Linked DNA regions of Homo sapiens: region 1 is linked to region 2. Evidence: read pairs that join two places in POLR2A ChIA-PET (ENCODE). Cell type or tissue: OCI-LY7. All regions are shown on one strand. Links, peaks and the distances in the headings refer to the core of each region. The heading gives the core; the rest is flanking DNA.

Region 1 (5,220 bases), core at 807-4,806, 570 kb after region 2:
TAGAAGAGTGACTCTTGGCCGCATTAGTCCTGGCTACTTAGCTGCCACCCAGGTCATGGGCCAGCTCCCTGGTTGCACTGGTCAGCCAGGAATTACCAGGGCAGCCATGGCACCAAGGTTTGATGGGCTTGCCATCTGAGTTTAAGTGGAAATGCAGAATGTGCCCATACCAGCCTGGGTTACATTGTCCTCTTACAGGGGCCTCAAGCCCAGCAGCGAACTTGGGCTCCCGACTTAGGCAGACTGTCTCGGCTGGTATGTGACACAGGGCAAGGCACTTCATTGCTTCAGAGCTCCTTCCATGCTGTGAAAGGCCCTACAAGACCTGGTCCTAATCCCTCTCTCTGGCCTGTTCTCCCTCACCCCTGGCCCACCCTGCTCACTCCACTCCAGCCACACTGGCTGCCTTGCTGTTGTTCCTCAACCACAGCTGGCTTGTTTCCACCACAGGGCCTTTGCATATCCTGTTCCCCAAGCCCTTCCCATGGCTGGCTGCTTCACCAGTCAGGCCCCAGTTTAAATGCCACCTCTTTGGGGAAGGCTTCCCTGATTCCCCGACTTTGGTGACTCTTCTCCCCAGTTGCTCCATTCACCATTTCCCTGTTTTATTGGCTTTAGAGCCACTCTCATCTGGTCTTTTCTTGTTTATTCATTTCTTTGTTTATTCTCTGGCTCTCCCATGCAAGCAGAGCCTCATCTGTCATGGGTACTGCTGATCCATGGTGCCAGGCTCACGGAAGGCATTTATTAAACATTTCGAGACTGAATAAAAACACTAGCTAACACCGACATGCATTTACCATGAGCCAGGCACTGATCCACAGGCTTTTGTACTCAACCCTGACAACAACCCTAAGAGGTAGCTATCATTATATCCCCCATTTTATTAAGAAAAAAACAACAGCACAGAGAGATGCAGTCACTTGCCCAAGGTCACACAGGGCCAGGGGCTGGGCCAGGATTGGAAGCAGACAGGCTGTCTCCTGGGTCTGAACTCTCAACTACTGCACCCTAATCAAACAATCCCTCTGGTCAAATGTGAGTGATAATAATAGTACCCACCTCGTGGGTGTTGAGGGTGAGCCCAAGTTAGCATTCAGCGTGGGCATGTGAACAATTATAGTCAATATTGAATGGAGACCTATGATGCTTTTAGGAAGGTTTCTATTTAGGGTTAAAAACGCACAAATTTCTCCTGACCAGAAATGATCTCTGAGTGCAAATATTTCATGTCAATGGAATAACGCAAACGATTAAGCAACACCCCATAAAATGGGGCAGACCCAGGGAGGAATATATATCCAAACTGACTCATCCCAGTGAGCTCACCGCACATGAATTACAAATGTGTCCGGGTGCATTAAGCTCCTCTGCTGGCAGAAGGGAGGCTGCTGCCTGCCATGCGCCTGTGCTGAGAATGGGAGGTCCCCAGGGAGACAAGAGGCCACCCCCTTCTCTGTCTCTTCCATCACAGGCGTGAGAGCCTCAGCGCATGAGCCGATTCTGTGCAGTGCTCGACATACAGATGAGAACACTGAGGCACGAGGGACAGCCTGTGACCTGGTCACCGCACTCAGGAGGACGTGGTTACCTGCGGTCCTGAGGGCGCTGACTTTTTAGAATGGGCGAGGGCAGCTGTGTCGCAGTGACCAGAACGATTACTGCCTTTAAAAAGTCGTGAAAATGATCGTGAACTGTACCCCACAACGAGCGCGCGTCTGCCCCCCAAGACGGTGGAGACGCCCCCAGCTTACGCCGCCAGCCCGCGGGGCAGGAGGGGTGCGAGCGACTCTGGCCAGGCCCCAGGGACGGGGACCGGGTCGCGCCGACCTGACCGGCGGGAGCCCAGGCACTCACGTGGCGGGAGCGCCGGGGGCTTCAGCACGGAGACACATCCCGTCTGCCCCTGGACTCCCGCGAGCCCCGCGGGCCTCTCCGCTCGCCCCGCCGCCCACCTGCCAGGGGAAGGAGCGCAGTGAGCGCGCCGCCAGGAAGCGGCGCTCGAAACTCTGCAGCAAGAGTTCTGTCCCCGCGTTCTCCTAGGGCGCCATGGCGTGGGCGGGGCCGCAGCGTTGCCGGGAGACCGGGCGGAAGCCGGGCCTGGACTGAAGAGGGGGCGGGCCCAGGGTAGTGCGCAGGGGCAGAGAGGGGGCGGGGCCCGGGGGCAGGGTCAGGAGGAGAGTGGTGGTGGCGTTTCTAAGGTGGGGCCAGGATGAGCGTCATGAGGGCGAGGCCTGGGGAGGGCCAGGATAAGCGTTGTTGGGGCAGGTCCTGGGGAGAGTTCAGGTTGGCGGGTCCTGGGGCGGGGTCGGGACAGGGTGATCCTGGAAGCGGGGCTTCGGAAGCGTCCAGGTTGGCGGGTCCTGGAGGCGGGGCCTTGCGTGGGGGCAGGATAAGAGTCCTGGAGGCGGGCGTTAGGGTGGGGGTAAACGATGATTGGGTTCAGGAGGTGAGACTCGGAGCAGAGCCCAGGAGACAGGTCTTAGGGCGGGGCTAAGGTCAGACCCTGAGAAGGGCTCAGGAGGCGGGGCCAGGGTGGGGCGTTGATATGTCGTAGCACGTGGCCAGGCGGTGCTCGGACTCTGGGAGGCGGAGCTTAGGACGGGCCGACGTGGGGAGGGGCCCAGGGTCCGGGAGGCAGGGCCGAGTCTGGGCTGCGGGCTGCACTCAGGAGGCGGGCCCTGGGAGGCGGAGCTTAGGGAGGGGCCGGTGTCGGGAGGGACCAAGGGACTGGGAGGAGGGTCGGGGCTGGGCTCAGGGGCCGAGAGGGAGCTGGGCTTGGGGAGGGGCCGAGACAGATCGAGGGGTCCGGGGTGTGAGAAACGGGGAGGGGTTTGAGGAGGGGATTGGAGTGTGGCTCAAGTTCGGGAGGCTTTACCTGCGGAGGGTTTGAGGCAGGTCCAGGAGCGAGCCCACGGTCTGCTGACACGGGGCCAGGGGCGGGCCCCAGGATTCGGAGCTTCGGGCGGGGCCGAGTCCGGGTTTGGGGCCCGGGAGGCGGGGCCGGTTAGGGCAAGGGTCCCCGAGATCATCGGGTCAGGCCTTGGGCCAACGTAGGCACTCTCGCAGTTCCTCCGCCTTCAGGAAGGTCTTTTTGGCAGGGGCCTTACGGGTGCGCGCTTCGGTCCTGGAGGCGTTATCCTAGCCTCCTCTCCATCAGCGCCACCCGTCTGGGGCCCGATAGGAGGGAGATTTCCCTCTGTCCCCCAGCCTTTGGACTGTCACCAAACAAGCCATTCGTTCACCAAATACTTATTAAGCGCCTACCATGTGTCTGGCAAGGGAGATGTAACAGTGAGAAAAACTAGGTGTGGTCCAGGCCCTCCAGGGGCTCAGGGGCTCGTGGAAGAAGTAGACATTGAAGTACTTATCACACAAATGAGTATAAAAGTACAATAGCGATATCTGCCACGAAGGCGAGCAGACAGAGCTAGCGGGGCTTGCAGGAGGAGTTTTGATCTTGCAGGGATAGGAAGGAGGACTTAGTTCCTGCGGGGTGGGCTTGGGGGTGGTGGTGATAGAGACGTGGGGACAGAGTGGAAAACAACAAAAATATAATTATTTTAGTTCAAAGTTATTGTGTCTTGAGTTGAAAGGCAGGGCAGTTAGCAACACAGTTCAGATTTCAGTACTGCCCCTGAAATCTGAACTGTGTTCAAAGTCTAAAACGTTTACCTTAGCAAATCCCTCATAAAACTCCATTTGGAAGAGTCCCGAGAGCGAATTTGTTAAGTATACTTGCAAAAGGTAGATGAGGAGACAGATAAAATCTTATTACCTCTTTCAGATGAGAGGCACTTGAGCCCTGCTCAGCTATGAGAATAAGAGAGGGGAATTAATTCTAATTGAATACACTTGTTCTCTTATAGCTGTTGTTCCACACCAGAACCAAATGAACGCAAGATCTGACAAAGAAAAAAAGAGGTTCATCTTTTATTCCCCCAAACCCTTTCATTTAAATCAAGAGGGTGGGATGTGGTTATTGCTGTGTTTTTAGGCAGAATCAACGGTTTCTGGGTCTGAGATGTTGCATACACCCTCTCAGTCCCTGTATCCTGAGATGGAGTCACCTGAGAATCCACAGCAAGTCCTAACCAGGGATGGGTCTGGGTGATTAAGGAAGGTTGGCTTCAGAACTGGGCCAGGGGCACTGCTTTGCTTTTGCTGTTTTGATCAGCTCTCTGCCTGCAGGAGACAAGGAAAACCAATGGGAACAGGTTAGTTATACTCATAAATCCTGGGCTTATTTTATTAACTCACATAATAGCTATTAATTGTCTTTCCTCCAAGGAGCAAAAGGGCATATACGGTCAATTCCATAGTAAGTAACACTGTATTATGTTATACTAAAATATTAATCTAGGTTTGTTCAGTCTTTCCTGATTCCGTAGATTGGAAGCGGATTGAAGAAGGACGCTAGTGGACCACAGAGCTGAGCCATGCACACAGAAGAAATCTTTTTTTCTTTTTTTTTTTTGGAGACGGAGCTTTGCTCTCTTGTTGCCCAGGCTGGAGTGCAATGGCGCGATCTCGGCTCACTGCAACCTACACCTCCCAGGTTCAAGCGATTCTCCTGCCTCAGCCTCCTGAGTAGCTGGGATTACAGGCGTGAGCCACTATGCTGGGCCATTTTTGTATTTTTAGTAGAGACAGGGTTTGAACACGTTGGCCAGGCTGGTCTCAAATGCCTGATCTCAGGTGATCCACCCTCCTCTGCCTCCCAAAGTGCTGGGATTACAGGCGTGATCCACCGCGCCTGGCCAGAAGAAATCTTTATCTTGGTGTGCAGTCTCTGGTGAGGGACAAATGTCATCTCTCTTGGATCTGAATCTGGAAGGATCAAGGCACTGAAGGGATTTTTTTGTTTCAGAGAGTCTCCCTCTGTTGCCAGGCTGGAGTGCAGCGGCACGATCTCAGCTCACGGCAACCTCTGCCTCCCGGACTCAAGCGATTCTTCTGCCTCAGCCTCTCGAGTAGCTGGGACTACAGGCACGCGTCACCACGCCCAGCTAATTTTTGTATTTTTAGTAGAGACAGGGTGTTACCATGTTGGCCAGGATGGTCTCAATCTCTTGACATCATGATCCACCTGCCTTGGCCTCCCAAAGGGCTGGGATTACAGGCGTGAGCCACCATGCCCGGCCTCACTGAAGGGATTTTTTTAATGTCACGTGGCTCTCACAGGTGCAGTGTGTTCGGGTGCAAGTGAAGATTACGACT
Region 2 (5,220 bases), core at 489-4,488:
GCAGCTGGAAGCCCTGGCTCCTTTTCCTTGGTCCCCTCCCCCTTGGGAGGTTCCTCTGGGCCTCACTTGTTTGGACTTTGGCGTGGGGGGGTCTTAAAGCCCCAGTGACCTCCACTTCTCGGGAGTGGCCAGGAGGTACCAGGTTGCCCATCACGGCAGCACCTTCTCGTTCGCTCCCCTGGCCCTGGCAGCCCTCGCCTTGGCAGAGAGGAGGACAGAAGTGGGTCCTTGCCAGGCCGTCTGGGAGGTCCCCGCAGGAAGGGGTTCCTGCCTAGATAGCAGCAGAGTGCCTGCCCAGGGATCAGATCAAACACGGGTTTGTCCAGCCTCTGGAGCTCCATTCTGCTCACCCCCTCTCACTTCCTGGCATCCGTGTCCCCTGGTGAGCCAGCCTCTTCTGATTCCTCTCCTTCCTGGGCTGAGTCCTGGGCTTGTCCCGTACCTGCCTGACGGCTCTGCGCCCTGGGCCCTTCCTGCCAGTGCAGTGCCAGGTCGCCCTGATCAGGGCTCCCGTTGGGGCCGCCGTGGCTTCCTGTTCTTTTCGGCTTCCTCCTGGCTCAGCTGACTGTCTCGAGTTCTCGGCCTCCTCCTGGTCACGCTGGCCTTCCGGTACCGCCTGCCACCCCTCCTTCATAACTTGACTTGTCTGTTCTTGTCCCTGGTGCCTTTAAGCCAGCCACCCTGCTCTCCTCCAGCCCCTTCCACTGTTCCAAGCCCCTTCCTCGGAGGCGTCTCCCCAACCCTCCTGCTGGTGGCCGCTCTTGCACTGCTTGGGTGGGCGGGCACCAGATCCGGGGCTTGGCTCTGGGCTTGACTCCTCTGCTGCCACCCTGAGTGGTCATTGCGCCTCTCTAGGCCCCGTTCCACTCCTGTGGGAGGGCAGTGATGCTGGAGAGCGTGAGGGGCGGCGAGTATGGCCCTGGGTGGCGTCATGGCACACAGGCACTGAGTGGACTGTTGGTGGCTGCCCCCGAGTGTGGTCCTGGGTGGCGTCACGGCACGTGGGCACTGAGTGGGCTGTTGGTGGCTGCCCCCAGTGTGTGTGTCACTTACAGGGCATGATGCTACTGAAGTTTGTGAAGTTGGTTTCATTGACGCTGTTACTAAGACTGTAATGTCAGACATGTTGGGATCTGTTCTTTTCACATGAAAAGGATGACTTCCTCTTGTTGGGTGTCACCTAGTTTGGGCGGAGTGGGAGCCGTGACTCTTGACTCATTGGGCCGTCTGGCTTTCCCGGGACACCTCCACCTGGAGAGTGCCTCTGAGAACCTCCCAGAGTCTGCCCCTTGTGTTCCTCAGATGGACTTTTCGTTTCCTGGAGTTTTGTCATGAGGCTTAATTAACTCATGTCTCTCTCTCTTTTCTTTCAGTCTGCAACTGTGTCTGATGGCGGTAAGTCACAATTTCTGATGTATATATTTTTTATTTTTCATAAAGTTTTCAAATTGTGAAAGTGTATTTGCCATTTGATGCCCTCAGGAAGGACGGGTTGTTTGCCTTTCCCTGTCTCCTTGTGGGCGGGTTCTAGGTGAGTTAATTCTGGGGGCGCTTTCTGTGACACCCAGGTGGCCTCGGCGTGTGTTTTGGAAGCTGTTTGTTAAGAGAACTGCCATGGCCCTGAACACCAGTGTGATAGAGCGCTGTGTGTCTGAGGAGTGCACCCACCCGCCTGCCTGTGTCTGACAAGTTAAAACGTGTTTTTGCTCTTCCCTTGTTGTATAACCAGCTTTTAAACCAGCAAGTTAAGATTTCAAAGTGCTTTCTGAATTTGAGCAATTCAGGAAATTTGGGTGAGACCCAGAATTTTCTCAAGAAAAGTATAATAGACGAATTGAGAGTGTGGGATGAAGAGGAATCAAAAACTTACTTTCTGTGTTTAAAGAATTTTGTGCACAGGGATTCTTTTCATGGACTGATTGAAAAGGAAGTAGGCAGGAATGTCTTATTTCACTGAAGATTTCTCTGATGTCATCCTTATCATTTTGGTTCAATGATTTAAAAAAACCTCTCCAAAGTAAGGAGAGTTCCTCCGAAATATTCCTCTTTTCTTCTAACACTCCTGACAGTCCGCAGGCTCTCGGGTTTCATCGTCACCTCACGCTTTTGTCCCCACTTCTGTCCCTGAGAGCTGGAATAGGTGCACCTGGCATCGCTGTGGGCCAGGGATGGGCTGAGGCACAGGCTGTGCTGCAGAAGCTGCCCAGGGGCCGGTGGGTTTGAGGTGCCACTGTATTTGTGCGTTAAAGAGAAACCAAATGTCGTTCTCTCACTTTCTGTGGTCCTGCAGCTGCTGGCCTCAGTCCTCGGCCTCGGAAAGGGCTGCTGTCCCCAGGTAGGCAGACAGAGCTCAGAGCCCTCGCAGGCCAGCCACTCTGTAGGAAGGCCAGGAGGACCCCAGGTGGGCAGACAGAGCTCAGAGCCCTTGTGGGCCAGCGGCTCTGTAGGAGGAGGAGCATATCTTGGGTTACACACGCACTGGCACCTGAAGCCGAGACCAGAGGGATCCCGACACTCGTGTGGTGGAGATGTATTTTGTAGAATAAAAGGAATTCTATTTCCTATTTTATGTACAATGAAAATCATGTCATTTAATCAGTCTTAAGGTGGAGGGAGGATAAACTTCCTTAATGAAAAGAAACAGGACCCGGAACCAAATCCAGGATAAAGTGACCGGTGTTTTGAATGATCTGTTCATGCTTTCTCTTTCTGCCGTGTTCTCACTTCTCCTTTCTGGCAGAAGACATTCATTTCTTGCAGGCAATTTATACATGAAAGATTTGCCTAATATGTTTAGTTTCACCATATATAATAAGTTTTATTTGCCTCCAAAAGATTGCTTCTGTCAGCAATAGATGCAGGAACCCAGAGTTGTGTTATGTGTCCATTTTACAGTTGTTTAAAAACCTGCACCTCCCAAGGGTGGGAAGTCTCTAGCTCCTCGCCGTGCTGGCTCTGTGTGTCCCTCTGAGGAAGTGTGTCCTGGCTCCTCGCCACGCTGGCTCTGTGTGTCCCTCTGAGGAAGTGTATCCTGGCCACGCAGAGATCCCCTGGTGCTAGGGCTTTCCACCCCCTGCTCCTCCTTCTTTTCCCAGTGTCAGACCCTGGGGCCACTGGGACAGGCCCGTCCCTCCATGGAGAGCCCCAGTCACAGAGGAGGAGACGGGAGGGAGGAGGAGACGGGAGGGAGGAGGAGACGGGAGGGAGGAGGAGACGGGAGGGAGGAGACAGTCATCAGCACACCCTGAATTTCAGGAACCGCAGTGGGCGGGCTGGATGTTTATTTAGTTCCTTTTTGTGTTTTTGTTATTTTTCCATCTTCAGTTTCTTTGCTTATAAGAGTAAAAAGAGCCAGTTATCTTGTTTAATGTGCACATGAGCTCTAGATCGGTGTCACATTCTGCCGTTGTTAGATGTAGGGCACCGAGGCAGAGTGGGGAGATCCAGCAGCTCACAGTAGTCTGCAGGTGAGATGGCCAGACTCAGGCCTGCAGGGGAAAGCCCTGGCTGAGAGGCCCCTCCACCCTGGCTCCCACCCACCCCCCAGCCCTGGGCCTCCACACGCCCAGCCCCATGGTCCTGGAGAGTCCCCCGCTCCAGCCCTGGACCCTCCAGCGCCTGCAGCCCCTGCTGCCCCTTCTGGTGCCTCAGGCAGAAAGAGGCCCCCTCCCCCACACCCTGCCCTCCACGGCAGTGACAGGAGCCTGGGCGGGGTCGGGGTGGGGGGGTGGTCCCAGGGAAACTCTGGCTGTGTTTCCACACAGAGATCTTTTTATAGGCTGTGGTCAGTGGGAGACTCAGTGCACTGAGGTGGGCCTGGGAACTCCAGCACCCCAGTGTTTTTATGGGAAAAATGCTCCCCGAGTTCCAAGGAGGGACTGAGGAGTTGGCTTGGGGAGCAATCTGCTCAGCTGGGCTGTCTCTGCCTGGTCATCCTGTCTAGTTTTGGTGATTAATAGATCACTCACTTAGAAATATTTTGTGTTCAACGAGCCGTGCCAGTGAGAGAGTTCGTGTTCATGCCACGGTTTCATTCTGTGACGCGTATCGTGCTTTTATAGCTTAGGCTCTCGCTGGAGAGTTTTAGTTTTGTGGCTCGGTTTTAAGGAAGTTGGACTATGCTATTTTGGCAATCTTTGTCAAGTTGGAGTGTGTTTTTTCACTTTTTCAGAAGAAAGGGGCTGATAATGGCCACCCGTTTGTAGCCAAAGAGTGCCCTCGGGAAAAAGGGTTACAGCTGGTCTCTGGGGGGCACGGCAGGGCTGTGGGTGGGGGCAGGGAGCAGATTCCAGCTGGAGAGAAGGAAGCACATTCTAGCATTATAGAGAGGCTTAGCAGGGGAATGGTCTGCCTTGTGGGAAGTTATTCAGACAGAAGTGTGAGGTCGAGCTGGAGGGAGATGGGGCGTTGTGAAGAAATGAGAAAAGGAAGATGCCCGGTTGCTCCTGGAAAAAGGAACCTCTCACCTCTCCTGGTCTGGCTCTGCACAGAGCTGGAGCCGCGGCCGCACAGAAGCCCGTTCTTGTGGCTTCCTCCGTTGGTCAAGCTCTGTGCCAAGAGGCCTGCCAGAATCCCCTCACCCACTGCAGCCTCCACAGGTGGATGTTCCCGCTGTGACCACCTCACCTTCTGAAGTCGGGGTGTGGAGACTATCGGGGAGCTCCCAGAGCGCCCACCTCCTCCTGCGTACGGCGTCTGTGCCAGCAGGAAAGCCGGGGAACTGTGCGGCTCTGGCTTTGGGGGACGGTGGCAGGTCCACATGACACCCCACATACATGACCCCGGTGCTCCAGCTGCTTCTCAAACACTCCGTTCTCGCAGCCTCACCCTGGGGACCCCCGACACGTACTAGTCGCAGTCCTCCATCCCCATGTCCTCCTCATGCCTTGTGCCTCAGCTCTGCCCTGACCCCACTCTGTCCACTCAGCTGCCCCCCTACTCGTCCTCCATGCAGACCTCAGTCTTGGCCCTGTCTCTGCAGCCATCCTCCCGCTCCCTTCTCCTGAACGCTGGTGGTTGCCCCCACAGCAGCAGCAGTGATCTGCCCAGCCCCTGCACTGGACCCCTCCACCAGCTCAGAGCCCCTGTTCCCCCAACCATCCTGCGTCCCACCCTGGTCTCCAATGGTGCCTCAGGCACATGCGGTTTCCCTCTTCCCTTCCTGACCACCTGCCCCCATCCTGAGCGATGGCCACTGTCAATTTCCTGCCCGTGCTAGGG

Evidence for each region. ChIA-PET counts read pairs that join two places held together with the same protein. Peaks named below come from ENCODE experiments on the same cell type or tissue, not always from the same donor. Only the 100,000 strongest peaks of a DNase experiment are listed, where the experiment ranks them.
Region 1: POLR2A ChIA-PET joins it to region 2 with 5 read pairs; 2 of 35 experiments call an interaction of 5 or more read pairs at or near these places.

The regions. Positions count from the first base shown.
Region 1 is chr4:3,953,369-3,958,588 of GRCh38, forward strand. It overlaps LOC105374358 (a long non-coding RNA gene), which reads left to right and starts at 3,029. Exons shown (of 3, transcript XR_925069.3): 1 at 3,029-4,217. It also overlaps the pseudogene FAM86EP. RefSeq lists silencers at 1,759-2,198, 2,619-2,698, 2,949-3,018, 4,774-5,068. In OCI-LY7, for the core only: no CTCF peak of the experiment used is centred there; DNase peaks (open chromatin) are centred at 1,443, 2,203 and 2,533; H3K4me3 peaks cover 2,049 bases; H3K27ac peaks cover 414 bases.
Region 2 is chr4:3,385,043-3,390,262 of GRCh38, forward strand. It overlaps RGS12 (regulator of G protein signaling 12), which reads left to right. Exons shown (of 18, transcript NM_001394154.1): 4 at 1,374-1,395. Among named protein-coding and RNA genes, the nearest start is that of HGFAC, 54 kb to the right of the region's middle. RefSeq lists enhancers at 542-621, 2,918-3,187, 3,878-4,027. In OCI-LY7, for the core only: no CTCF peak of the experiment used is centred there; a DNase peak (open chromatin) is centred at 2,719; H3K4me3 peaks cover 1,322 bases; H3K27ac peaks cover 1,354 bases.